2 separate regions of the Homo sapiens genome follow, and region 2 is linked to region 1. Evidence: read pairs that join two places in POLR2A ChIA-PET (ENCODE). Cell type or tissue: B cell. All regions are shown on one strand. Links, peaks and the distances in the headings refer to the core of each region. The heading gives the core; the rest is flanking DNA. Region 1 overlaps SMIM14 (small integral membrane protein 14). Region 2 has its middle 8.6 kb from the start of LINC02265.

Region 1 (6,825 bases), core at 595-5,594:
TGACTTCAAACTATACTACAAGGCTACAGTAACCAAGACAGTATGGTACTGGTACCAAAACAGAGATATAGATCAATGGAACAGAACAGAGCCCTCGGAAATAACGCCGCATATCTACAACTGTCTGATCTTTGACAAACCTGAGAAAAACAAGCAATGGGGAAAGGATTCCCTATTTAATAAATGGTGCTGGGAAAACTGGCTAGCCATATGTAGAAAGCTGAAACTGGATCATTTCCTTACACCTTACACAAAAATTAATTCAAGATGGATTAAAGACTTAAACGTTAGACCTAAAACCATAAAAACCCTAGAAGAAAACCTAGGCATTACCATTCAGGACATAGGCATGGGCAAGGACTTCATGTCTAAAACACCAAAAGCAATGGCAACAAAAGCCAAAATTGACAAATGGGATCTAATTAAACTAAAGAGCTTCTGCACAGCAAAAGAAACTACCATCAGAGTGAACAGGCAACCTACAAAATGGGAGAAAATTTTTGCAACCTACTCATCTGACAAAGGGCTAATATCCAGAATCTACAATGAACTCAAACAAATTTACAAGAAAAAAACAAACAACCCCATCAAAAAGTGGGCAAAGGACATGAACAGACACTTCTCAAAAGAAGACATTTATGCAGCCAAAAGACACATGAAAAAATGCTCACCATCACTGGGCATCAGAGAAATGCAAATCAAAACCACAATGAGATACCATCTCACACCAGTTAGAATGGCGATCATTAAAAAGTCAGGAAACAACAGGTGCTGGAGAGGATGTGGAGAAACAGGAACACTTTTACACTGTTGGTGGGACTGTAAACTAGTTCAACCCTTGTGGAAGTCAGTGTGGCGATTCCTCAGGGATCTAGAACTAGAAATACCATTTGACCCAGCCATCCCATTACTGGGTATATACCCAAAGGACTATAAATCATGCTGCTATAAAGACACATGCACACGTATGTTTATTGCGGCACTATTCACAATAGTAAAGACTCGGAACCAACCCAAATGTCCAACGATGATAGACTGGATTAAGAAAACGTGGCACATATACACCATGGAATACTATGCAGCCATCAAAAATGATGAGTTCATGTCCTTTGTAGGGACATGGATGAAATTGGAAATCATCATTCTCAGTAAACTATTGCAAGAACAAAAAACCAAACACCGCATATTCTCACTCATAGGTGGGAATTGAACAATGAGAACACATGGACACAGGAAGGGGAACATCACACTCTGGGGACTGTTGTGGGGTGGGGGGAGGGGGGAGGGATAGCTTTAGGAGATATACCTAATGCTAAATGACAAGTTAATGGGTGCAGCACACCAGCATGGCACATGTATACATATGTAACTAACCTGCACATTGTGCACATGTACCCTAAAACTTAAAGTATAATAATAATAAAATAAAAGAGTTTCTTCTTCAATGAAAACGTTTTCTGTAACTACGATTTTTTTTTTTTTTTTTTGAGACAGAGTCTCACTCTGTGGCCCAGGCCAGAGTGCAGTGGCACAATCTTGGCTCACTTCAACCTCTGCCTCCTGGGCTCAAGCGATTCTCCCACCTCAGCCTCCTGAGTAGCTGGGATTACAGGCACGCGTCATCACACCTGGCTAATTTTTTTTATTTTCGGTAGAGAAGGGGTTTTACCATGTTGCCCAGGCTGGTTTCAAACTCCTAGACTCAAGTGATCGGTGGCCTCTGCCTCCTTTGGGAAGAGTGCTGAGTTTACAGGGGTGAGCCACCATGCCAGGCCTGTAATTACTAATTTTTGTATATATCTGTACAAGGTGCTTAGAAGTTTTATTTTTAGGTTAATTATTTGAGTGGGTAATGCATTCACATGGTTTTAAAATATAAAAATACACTGAAGAGTATGCCTCCTGCTCCTTCCTCCTACTCCTCTACCCCACCCTTGATTGCATATATAGTGCCTTTTTTTCTTTCTTTCTTTGAGATGGAGTTTTGCTCTTGTTGCCCAGGCTGGAGTGCAATGGCGTGATCTCGGCTCACCGCAACCTCCACCTCCCAGGTCCAAGCGATTCTCCTGCCTCAGCCTCCCAAGTAGCTGGGATTACAGGCATGTGCCACCACGCCTGGCTAATTTTGCATTTTTAGTAGAGACATGGTTTCTCCATGTTAGTCAGGCTGGTCTCGAACTCCCGACCTCAGGTGATCCACTTGCCTCGGCCTCCCAAAGTGCTGGGATTACAGGCGTGAGCCACCGGGCCCGGCCGCATATATAGTGCTTTTTAAGGTGCTTAAAGGAGACCAACCAAGAAGAACATGATGCTGAAGCAACAGCCTAAAACTAAATGGTCAGGACTGAACATGTCTCTGCCACTCTCTGGTCAGTTCCAACACCTGGGAAAACTAACTTACTTCAGTTTCCTTATCTGTAAAAAGAAATCCTAGTACTTACATTAGAGGTTTTCAATGGACTAGGCCCCCTTCAAACCCTCCCCACTGTAACCACTGTTTGAGGTATATCCCTTTGAACCTTTTTTACTATTTGCAAAAACATTGTACTGACTTCAGCAATACACAAGCCTACAAAGTCTTCGTTATGGCACTCACTAGCACTTCTCTGATACTTCTAAAATATCAGTTTATCAAATTCTCTTTGTATTTCTAATAGTTTTGCATTCTCACCGTCATCCAGGCTGGAGTGTAGTGGTGCAATCACACCTCATTGCAGCCTTGACTTCCCAGGCTCAAGCAATCCTCTGACCTCAGCCTCTGAAGGAGCTGTGACTATAGGTATGTGCCAAGATGCCCCGCTAATTTTTGTATTTTTTGTAGAAAAGGGATTTTGCCGTATTGCCCAGGCTGGTCTTGAACTCCTAGGTTCAAGCAATCTGCCTGCCTTGGCCTCCCAAAGTGCTGGGATTACAGGGATGAGCCACGGTGCCCGGCCCAGGTTTCCCTTTTTTTTTTTTTTTTTTTTTAGCCTACTTCTTCTATCATTCTAAGGTTCCCCAGTGCATCCATATGACTCCCTAGAGTATTCTGGACATCTGAGAAGCAGATTTTTGGTTGTTGTGATTGGCTTGCATCCTACATGGCTTAAAAATGTCCTACTAGACACTCACAAAAATGAAAACCCTGAGCCTATAATCTAACTTCATCTGACAGAAAAATATAATTTTCAGATGGTATTGACTTTTCAAGGAATTAAACTGGACTTTAGCATTTAAATCAGGGAAAATTGTACTTAGTTTTATTTAAAGCTCTACCAAGACCTGTCCTCCATTTCAGAAAGTCATTGTCACTGGTGGTATTTTTTTTTTTTTTTTTTTTTTGGAGACGGAGTCTGGCTCTGTTGCCCAGGCTGGAGCACAGTGGCACCATCTAAGCTCACTGCAAGCTCTGCCTCCGGGGTTCAAGTGATTCTCCTGCCTCAGCCTCCCGAGTAGCTGGGATTACAGGCACCTGCCACCACACCCAGCTAATTTTTGTATTTTTAGTAGAGACAGGGTTTCACCATGTTGGCCAGACTGTCACTGGTGGTATTTAAACCCAACAAAACAAACATGTATGAGTCTGCATTTATAACCGTAATGTTCATGATTTTTCCTATTAGTAAGTATTTACTTCATCTTGTCTTCTAATGTAGCTGTACCTCACTACATCATGGTCCTTTTATTTTCTTCAACTACTTTGCCTGTTTTTCTGCTCACATTAATGAAGGACTAGCTCAATGAACAGTTAGGGCATACAAACAGCTTCCCTAATCAAGGAAGTATGCAGGCAGGCTAAAGAGCCTCTTAACTCTCAAAATAGGGAAGACTTCATTACAAGACTTTATATCATATTTCATTCCAAAACCAAGTGTTTTTTCTCTTCCTTCTCACTTTATTTACAACCACTATAGAGTTCAGGGTTTCCTTGGTTTCCCTCTTGGTCCTTAACATGCAACTAGGAGTCCTCCCCACAAAAAGTTTTCTACTTGTCTTAGACAGCAACTCTCGTGGTTTTAGCCTGGTAGCAAAGGCCTAAGCCAGTTACCTTATACTGCATAGAAGGGAAAAGAGGCACAACAGATCCAGCTACTCAATAGACCTATTCCTCCTTTTTGTACTCACTGAAAGGTTTTGCTTTCTGTTTTGTGTGGTAGTTTTAATTGTTTTAGTTATTCGTGTACACAATTTAGAGTCAAACAGTTCTATAAGGTTTGTTCTGAAAAACAGTAATTTTTCATCCTCCTACCCACTTCTCCCTCCAGAGGCAACCATTTTCAACTTTTAGCTGATTGTTTTACTGCTTACCTCCATGTCTTTTATATATAAATATGCATTATTGCTACTTCTTGATTTTTCCATGTTAAATACCCATAGATGTACCAGTATAGAGTATGAAGATCTGCTTCTCCTCCCTGACCCCGTGTATACTCTTTCCATCCCCTAATAATGGTTGTATCATAAAGTTGTTTAGTTCAGTACTCAGTTATCAATTATAACTACATAAACGTTCACAGTTGAGCCACACAGTAAACTATACTGTAATTACTTTTTCTTTTCTGTACTACTTAATGTGTTTCTTTAAAGTTAGTACTTTTTTTGCATTTTTCTATGACTTTTCAAAACTTGTTTACAGTTCCCTAGATCACAAGATGTCTAGACTCACCAGGTATTCTACCAATTCATCTTTCTAAAAAAGTCTCTCCCAGAGCCATGTGACCCCCACACCCCCATCCACCGCCCCCCTGCAACTAAGCCAGCTCCCTGTAGTCCTGATGCACAGCTGCCACCCTGGGATGTCCCTTCACCATTATCCTGGAAGGTACTTTGTTTCTCGTATGTGCTAGATCTGCTTTCTACACTCAAAATCCTAGTCTTCTTTCTTGGCTTATGCCTTCATTTCGGTGAAAAATAGCTCATCCTCTAGGAACTTCCTATGAAAGCATACTCCCCCAACTTGATTGAGAGATTGGCTGGATACAGAATGCTGGACTGGTAATGACTTCCCTTCAGGATTTTGAAGCCACTGTGCCAATGCCTTCTAGTTTCCAGTTTTGCTGTTGAGAAGTCTAAAGTCGTTTAGATTCTTGACCCTTAGTGTGTGACCTGTTTTCCAGGAACAGCAAGGGGGCCAGAATTGTTAGAACAAAGTGGGCAAAGGAGAAGAGTAGGGTGGAAGGGGATAGATCACACAGGACCATGTAAATTTCATTTTTTTTTACTCTGAGTCTCATGGAAGCTACTGTAGGATTCTGAGCAAAGGAGAAACATTACTGACTTAACTAAAATGGATCACTTCAACTGCTGTAGTGAGACTAAACTTGAGGGGGCTTGGGGGTAGCAAGAGGGCAGAAACAAGGTGATCCATAAAGAGGCTAAATGCAGCAATCCAGGCAAGAGATGATGGTAGATTAGACCAAGGTGTTGCACTGGAGGTGTGAAAAATGGCTGGATTCTGGATGTATTTTTAAGGTTGACCCAAAGGATGGTTCTGCATCAGATGTGGGTTGAAAGAAGAGGGTAGGCTGGGCACAGTGGCTCACACCTGTAATCCCAGCACTTTGGGAGGCTGAGGCGGGTGGATCACGAGGACAAGAGATCGAGACCATCCTGGCCAACATGATGAAACCCCGTCTCTACTAAAATTACAAAAATTAGCTGGGCATGGTAGCGCGCACCTATAGTCCCAGCTACTTGGGAGGCTGAGGCAGGAAAATTGCTTGAACCCGGGAAGCGGAGGTTGCAGTGAGTCGAGATCGTGCCACTGCACTCCAGCCTGAACAACAGAGTGAGACTCCGTCTCAAAAACAACAACAAAAAAAAAAAAAAAAAAGAAAAAGAGGGTAAAAGATAATTGAACTGAAATTGTTACCTGAACATTCAGAATAAGCTTAGGGGCAAGATAAATTTGGTTACACACATGTCAAATTTAAAATGCCTATTAGTTTCTAAATGGAAAAGATGTGTCAACATTTGGATATACAAAGACCTGGAATCCAGAAGCATGAGCATCTTAGCCCAGCTGGCATTGGGGCATGACTTTGGCTCTTGTTTTGACAACTTACCCTCCCTTTTATCCTATTTCCCATGCCAGGCTCTCCAATGTGAGCTACAAAATACACTTTAATAACTCCTTTCTCAAACTCCTGGCCTCAAGTGATCCACCTGCCTCAGCCTCCCAAAGTGATGAGATTATAGGCATGAGCCACCGTGCCCAGCCTAATCATCCAGAATTTCTATTACTCATAATGAAGAACCTTAACTGATAACACTATTAAATCAGGAAAAGGGCCGGGTGTGGTGGCTGAAACCTGTAATCCCAGCACTTTGGGAGGCCGAGGCGGGTGGATCACCTGATGTCAGGAGTTTGAGACCAGCCTGGCCAACATGGTGAAACCCCATCTCTACGAAAAATACAAAAATTAGCCGAGCGTGGTGGCAGGCGCTTGTAATCCCAGCTACTCAGGAGGCTGAGGCAGGAGAATCGCTTGAATGCAGGAGGTGGAGGTTGCAGTGAGCCGAGATGGCGCCATTGCACTCCAGCCTGGGCAACAAGAGCGAAACTCCATCTCAAGAAAAAACAAAACAAAACAAGAGAAAAAACTAGCCAGGTGTGGTGCTGTGTGCCTGTAGTCCCAGCTACTCGGGAGGCTGAGGCAGGAGAATCGCTTGAACCCGGGAGGCGGACGTTGCAGTGAGCAGAGATCGCGCCATTGCACTCCAGTCTGGGTGACAGAGGGAGACTCCATCTCAAAATAAATAAATAAATAAACAAACAAAGCAGGAAAAGAAGTTTTAAATTGTGAATAAATACAATTTTATTTTAAAAATTAAAAATAGGGAATG
Region 2 (6,825 bases), core at 1,180-6,179, 700 kb after region 1:
CATCTCTGCCTCAATCTCCATCTCTGCCTCCATCTCCATCTCTGCCTCCATTTCCATCTCTGCCTCCATCTCCATCTCCATTTCTGCCTCCATCTCCATCTCCATCTGTGCCTCCATCTCCATCTCTGCCTCCATTTCCATCTCCACCTCCATCTCCATCTCTGCCTCCATCTCCATCTCCATTTCTGCCTCCATCTCCATCTCTGCTTCCATCTCCATCTCCATCTCTGCCTCCATCTCCACCTCCATCTCTGCCTACGTCTCCACCTCCATCTCTGCCTCCAGCTCCACCTCCATCTCTGCCTCCATCTCCATCTCCATCTCTGCCTCCATCTCCATCTCCGCCTCCATCTCCATCTCCACCTCCATCTCCATCTCTGCCTCCATCTCCACCTCCATCTCCATCTCCATCTCTGCCTCCATCTCCATCTCCATCTCTACCACCATCTCCGTCTCCATTTCTGCCTCCATCTCCATCTCCGTCTCTGCTTCCATCTCCATCCCCATCTCTGACTCCATCTCCATCTCCATCTCTGCCTCCATCTCCACCTCCATCTCCATCTCCGTCTCTCGCCACCTCCACCTCCATTTCTATCTCCCTCTCTGTCTCCATCTCCACCTCCACCTCCATCTCCATCTGTCATCTATTCCCATCTCTCTATCATCTACCTATCAATTGATCCATATTAATTTTAAAGAATTGGCTCACATTTTAGGGAGTCTGGCAAATCCAAAGCTTGGGAGCAGGCTAGAAACACAGGAAGAGTTAATGTTTCAGTGCAAGTCTGAAGGCAGTTCGCAGACAGAATTCCCTCTTTCTCAAGGGAGTCAGTCTTTTTTCTCTTAAGGACTTCAACTGATCGAATGAGACCCACTCACATTACAGAGGGTAATCTGCTTTACTCAAAGTCCACACATTTAAATGTCAATCTTATCTAAAAAATACCTTCACAGCAACATCCAAACTGCTGTTTGACCAAATATCTGGGTACCATGGCCTAGCCAAGTGGACAGACAAAATTAACCACAGCTGCATACATTTTTTTTTTTAGGTGAGTTTTGCTCTTGTTGCCCAGGCTGGAGTGCAGTGGTGTGATCTCAACTCACTGCAACCTCTGCCTCATGGGTTCAAGCAATTCTCCTGCCTCAGCCTCCCAAGTAGCTGGGATTACAGGCACCTGCCATCATGCCTAGCTAATTTTGTATTTTTAGTAGAGATGGGGTTTCACCATGTTGGCCAGGCTGGTCTGGAACGCCTAACCTCAAGTGATCTGCCCACCTCGAGCCTCCCAAAGTGCTGGGATTACAGGTGTGGTCCATGGCAGCAGGCCAGCCAACCTAATTTTATCTACTGGGTTCTTGCATATAATTTTTTGTTTGTGGAAAGGATTCTGTGGGGAGGGAAAACATTTGAAGGGTTCTCTTTTGGTAGGTAACTGCTCATAGTTTACTGCATATACCATGTCATTACTCATCCTTTGATGTGGACTGAATGTTTATACCCCCCTAAAATTCATGCTTTGAAGGCCAGGTGTGGTGGCTCATGCCTGTAATTCTAGTACTTTGGGAGGCCGAGGCAGGTGGATCATCTGAGGTCAGGAGTTCGAGACCAGACTGGCCAACATGGTGAAACCTGTCTCTACTAAAAATACAGAAATTAACCAGGTGTGGTGGCATGCACCTGTAATCCCAGCTACTTGGGAGGCTGAGGCAGGAGAATGGCTTGAACCCAGGAGGCGGAGGTTGCAGTGAGCCAAGATTGTGCCATTGCACTCCAGCCTGGGCGACAAGAGTGAAACTCTGTCTCAAAAAAAAAAAAAAAAAAAAAAAAAAAAATTCATACTTTGAAATCCTAATCACAACATGATAATATTAGAGGGGGGATGCCTTCGGGAAGTAATTAGGTCATGAAAATGAAGCCCCATGGTGGGATTAGTGCCCTTTTAAAAAGAGGAAGAGACACCAGAGCTCTATCCCTGGGCTGCTGCCCTGGCACCCCTGCTGTATGAGAGTACAGCAAGAAGGTGGCTGTTTGCAAGCCAGAAAGTGAGCCTTCACCAGATACTGAGTCTACTGGCACCATAATCTTAGACTTCCAACCTTCAGAACTGTGAGAAATAAAAGCTGTTGTTTAAGCCACCCAGTCTATGCTATTTTGCCATAGGAGCCAGAGATGACTAAGAAATTTCTCAATAAATTCCACTTCTAAGAATTAGCCAATCCGAAGGCCAGGGTGGGCTAATATACTGTGCCTGTGCTCCTACTGAGCCACGTGGCTGAGCATTAATGTGTGGCTGGTGCTATACTAAATACTTGCTGTATTAAATTAAAAGGATGCTTGTTTATGTGTGTACTTTGCACATTAGGAAATTCCTCAAGACAGGGATGGTTTCTTTATTGCCTCAGCATCTGGTGTAGTTGGAGATCAAAACAGTGTGAATGTCCATGTATGCATCTGTGTGTGTGTGTGTGTGTGTGTGTGTGTGAGAGAGAGAGAGAGAGAGAGAGAGAGACAAAGAGAGAGAGAGAGACAAAGAGAAAGAGAGAAGAAAAGTGAATGGAACCAGTCCTTGGAAAAGGCAGCTATCCTCCCATGTCTATCTTGAGCACCACCACCCCTAAGAAACCTATCCTGACTGTTGTAGTCCTCACTGATCTCCATCTAACAAACCTCTACAACATCTTGCATCTGTACCACATGGCTGAGCGTTAATTTATCCTCCATCTTTATTTTCCTAGACCTAAAAATCCCACTGATTAAGTCAATTTAAAAAATATTGAACGTTAAAAACTAAATTTAGAGTGTTAAAAAGGTCCCAGAGATAACCACAGTAACTCTTTGGAGTAATTTCTTTCAGTCTCTCTTTTTTCGTTGTTTGTTTTGAAACAGGGTCTTGCTTTGTCACCCAGGCTGTAGTGCACCCTCAACCTCCTGGGCTCAAGTGATCCTCCTGCCTCAGCCTCCTGAGCAGCTGTGACTATAGGCATGCGCCACCACACCTGGCTAATTAAAAACAATTTTTTTTTTGTAGAGATGGCATCTTGTTATATTGCCCAAGCTGATCTCGAACTTTTGGGTTCAAGTGATCCTCCTGCCTTGGCCTCCTAAAATGCTGGGATTACAGGCTTGAGCCACAGTGCCTGGCCTTCAGTCTCTTTTTTATGTGTGTACATATATGTATGGATTATTGTCATAATTTATATTCATTGAGCATGCTCTATTCGATTGCTCTTAGTATTTGAAGTTCATTTACATATCAACACTTGTATGAGGAAAGTATTATTATCTCCACTTTAGACATGAAAAAACCAAGACAAAGAGAGTTTACATAATTTGTTCAAGTCACAGTTAGCAAGGTAGTAGAGCCCTGTGTGCCTGTGTGTTTGTCTGTATATATATGTGTATTAGTCTGTTTTCATACTGCTATAAAGAACTGCTCAAGACTGGGTAGTTTATAAGAAAAGAGGTTTAATTGGCTCAGTTCCACATGGCTGGGGAGGCCTCAGGAAACTTACAATCATGGCGGAAGAGGAAGGGGAAGCAAAGACTTTCTTTACAGGGTGGCAGGAAAGAGAGAGTGAGCAAGAGCAGGGAAAACTGCCTTATAAAACCATCAGATCTCATGAGAACTCACTCACTATCACAAGAACAGCATGGGGGAATCCACCTCTATGATCCAATCACCTCTCACCTGGTGATCTGGAGCTGCTGAGGCTTGCAATGTTCACTTCCACAAGTGTCAAGGGCCAATAACTTTGCTAACACTCCTGGAAAATGCTTGGTGTTGCCTGATGGTTTGCTGACAACCTCTGTGTTAGTATTTACAGCCTGACATGCTGCACCTGCCTAGGGATCAGGCTCTGCTTCTCTATTGGCCCCAGTCTTGCTTCAAAGAGGCCTTCAAGGGTCAATCCATGACAAAGCTTTCCTAGTTTTGATGGCTTAGGGAGCTAAAGAATACTTCTCAGGCTTATTCCAATGGAAGGCTACCTCGCCACTTTTTCCTCAGGAGAAAGCATAAAGTGACTCCTATTTCTAGTTCTTATTACAGTTATTTTTATTTCACTTACTTAATTTATTAAGAGAAAGGGTCTTGCTCTGTTGCCCATGCTAGGGCACAGTGCTGCCATCACGGCTTACTGCAGCCTCAAGTCTCTGGACAAAAGCAAGCCTCCTGCTTCAGCCTCCGGAGTAGCTGGGACCACAGGTGTGTGCCACCACGCGTAGCTAATTTTTTTAAAATTTTTTCTAGAGATGGGGTTCTCTCTATGTTGTTCAGGTGGTCTCAAACTCCTAGGCTCAAGCGATCCTCCTGCCTTGGCCTCCCAACATGTTGGGATTATAGGCATGAGCCACTGCACCCAGCCTATTTTAAAATAAATTAATAAAAATGAGTGTTCCAAGTATTTATTGCAGTATAACAAACGACTCCAAACTTAGAGGCAAACACAATAATTATTTCTTATTGATTGGGTTCAGGAAGTGGTTCTCACTTGGAGCCTCTCATGAGGTGCAGTCAGATCGTGACTGAGGCTGGGGTCATCCCAAAGTCTGGCTTGTTCATTAGGACTTCTCCTGGGACTGAGGACCAGAGCACCTATACCCAACCTCTCCATTGTCACGTGAGTTTCCTCCTACCATGGGAGGCAGAATTGAAAAGCAAGCATCCTGAGAGATAGCCAAGGTAAATATCCTTTGTAATGTAACTTTGGAAGTCACCCAGTGTCACTAAGCCCAGCCCATATTCAAGGGTAAGGGAATTGGACCGCACCTCTCATTGTGGGCAGAGTCAAAGAATTTTGAGACCGGTTTTAAAACCATTATATGTAGAATTTCTGCAAACTTTATGGTTCTCATCAAGGAGTGGGCATTCCTCAGTTCACTGCTCACAGTGAACTCATTCTCTGAAATGTCCTGGGGCACATGTAGATCTTCAGCACACTGACTGGTTCTCAGAGGTCTATGATGCCATCTATCTCCTGGATTTTGTCACTGTCTCCAAACATCCTTGATGGCTCTGAAAGTGTTTTGTAGGGCCCCCTGCACATGCGTGGGGCATGCAGCTTTGAAGGGGAAAGACCACTTGAGGAGGATGAGTTTTTCTCTGTCTTGTGGGCTTCCCCTGCCCAGATCAGCCACAGAGAGGTGGCTGATCCTTTGGGATATGATGATGTTGCTAATAATACTTACCATTTATTGAGCTCTTCCTGCAAGCGGGACACCATGCAAAGCATGGTACCTGCATTACCTCATTTAACTTCTCTTCTTACCAGCCGTAAGTGGTAAGGAATATTTTTATCCATTTTTACATATGAGAAGATGGACATATGTAAAGTGACCATCTGGCCAGAATGGTCAAGGGATTTGCTCAAGACACACATCTCTACTAGTAGATAGAGCCTGGATTTGAATGCAGGTATATTTGCCTCAGACGGCAGCATAGTGATTTTGAGTTTGAACACTGAGGTCAGACTACTTGGGCTTGATTCCTCGCTTTGGGCAATCTTCGACAACCTCTTTGTATTTCAATTTCCTCTTTGGTAGAGGGGAGACGATAAACATATATATATCTCAACCTCATGGGGTTTTAGCATTAAATGGGAGCTATTTAAGGTATTTAGTATTTGGCAAGTATTAATTATTTCTCCTTCTTTACGATTTATGTCAGGTGGGGGTAGTGATTTACTCAAAAGAATAATATGCCAGAAATCCAGAGGTCTAAGGAAATACAGCATAAGGAACTGCCAGAGACCTGCTGTCAGACCTCAGCATTCAGTGACTCATTTCAGCCTCTGAGTTCCCATCTGCAAAATGGGCACAAGACTGGGACCTTTTTTTTTTTTTTTTGAGACCAAGTCTCACTCTGTTGCCTAGGCTGGAGTGCAGTGGCACGATCTTGACTCACTGCGACCTCTGCCTCCTGGGTTCAAGCAATTATCCTGCCTCAGCCTCCCAAGCAGTTGGGATTATAGGTGCCTGCCACCACTCCTGGCTAATTTGTTTATTTATTTTGAGTAGAGATGGGGTTTCACAATGTCGGCCAGGCTGGTCTCGAAGTCCTAATCTCAGCCTCCCAAAGAGCTGGGATTACAGGCATGTGCCACCGCGCCTGGCCTAGACTGGGACTTCTTGTGGATGAACAGAGGAAACACTTCTCCACGTGGCATCCCAGTCCTTTCTCTACTTCCAGAGCCAATTAAATCTGCCGACCACTCAGCAATCCAAATACAAATGATACATCATGGAAACTGACTGAGGAACACAGAGGCAGAAAGGAGGGTTGGTGAGAAACCCTCTCCACCTTCTTATGGGACTCAAAACACTGTCTAATTCACAGAGTGACTAGATATTGGTCTTGTCTTTTGGGGTTAAACCCTGGACAGTGGGGTATGACTTCTTGAAATGTGTCTATACTGCAGCCAAGCTCTGCAATCGGTGCAGTAGGATTTTATCTGTTGTCTATATAAGTAACATGATGGCTGGGGCTGGAAAGGGCCCAGTGCACAGCCAGGCAGGTGGGGTGGCCCACACTTGCCTGTCGCTGTTGCTCAGCTCCGGATCAGCACTGTCTTCCGAACCCAAAGAGGCTGGGAGATATTTTTACAAAGGCCCTGGGTCTATGTGTGTGGTTGAGCCCCCTCCCAGACAGGCTGATTTGTGAATGTGCTGAACTCCAGAGCACCAGTAGCCTAACCACAGAGCGGTGTTTTGTTTCTCTACCGGATACACCTGCCAAAAAGGCAGGGTTCACTTGTGCTGCAGGCTCCGGTTTGTTTTACTTTTAAAAAGATTGCACCCTCTAGATAAACCAGGGTGCACAGTTG

Evidence for each region. Peaks named below come from ENCODE experiments on the same cell type or tissue, not always from the same donor. Only the 100,000 strongest peaks of a DNase experiment are listed, where the experiment ranks them.
Region 2: POLR2A ChIA-PET joins it to region 1 with 7 read pairs; 2 of 35 experiments call an interaction of 5 or more read pairs at or near these places.

What each region holds. Positions count from the first base shown.
Region 1 is chr4:39,594,140-39,600,964 of GRCh38, forward strand. All of the region lies in intron 2 of SMIM14 (small integral membrane protein 14), which reads right to left. It overlaps UGDH-AS1 (UGDH antisense RNA 1), which reads left to right. Exons shown (of 5, transcript NR_047679.1): 5 at 1-568. Among named protein-coding and RNA genes, the nearest start is that of SMIM14, 41 kb to the right of the region's middle. In B cell, for the core only: no CTCF peak of the experiment used is centred there; no DNase peak of the experiment used is centred there; H3K27ac peaks cover 1,830 bases.
Region 2 is chr4:40,295,181-40,302,005 of GRCh38, forward strand. No RefSeq gene overlaps it. Among named protein-coding and RNA genes, the nearest start is that of LINC02265, 8.6 kb to the right of the region's middle. RefSeq lists an enhancer at 5,059-5,188. In B cell, for the core only: no CTCF peak of the experiment used is centred there; DNase peaks (open chromatin) are centred at 3,681, 4,973, 5,171 and 5,771; H3K4me3 peaks cover 705 bases; H3K27ac peaks cover 2,275 bases.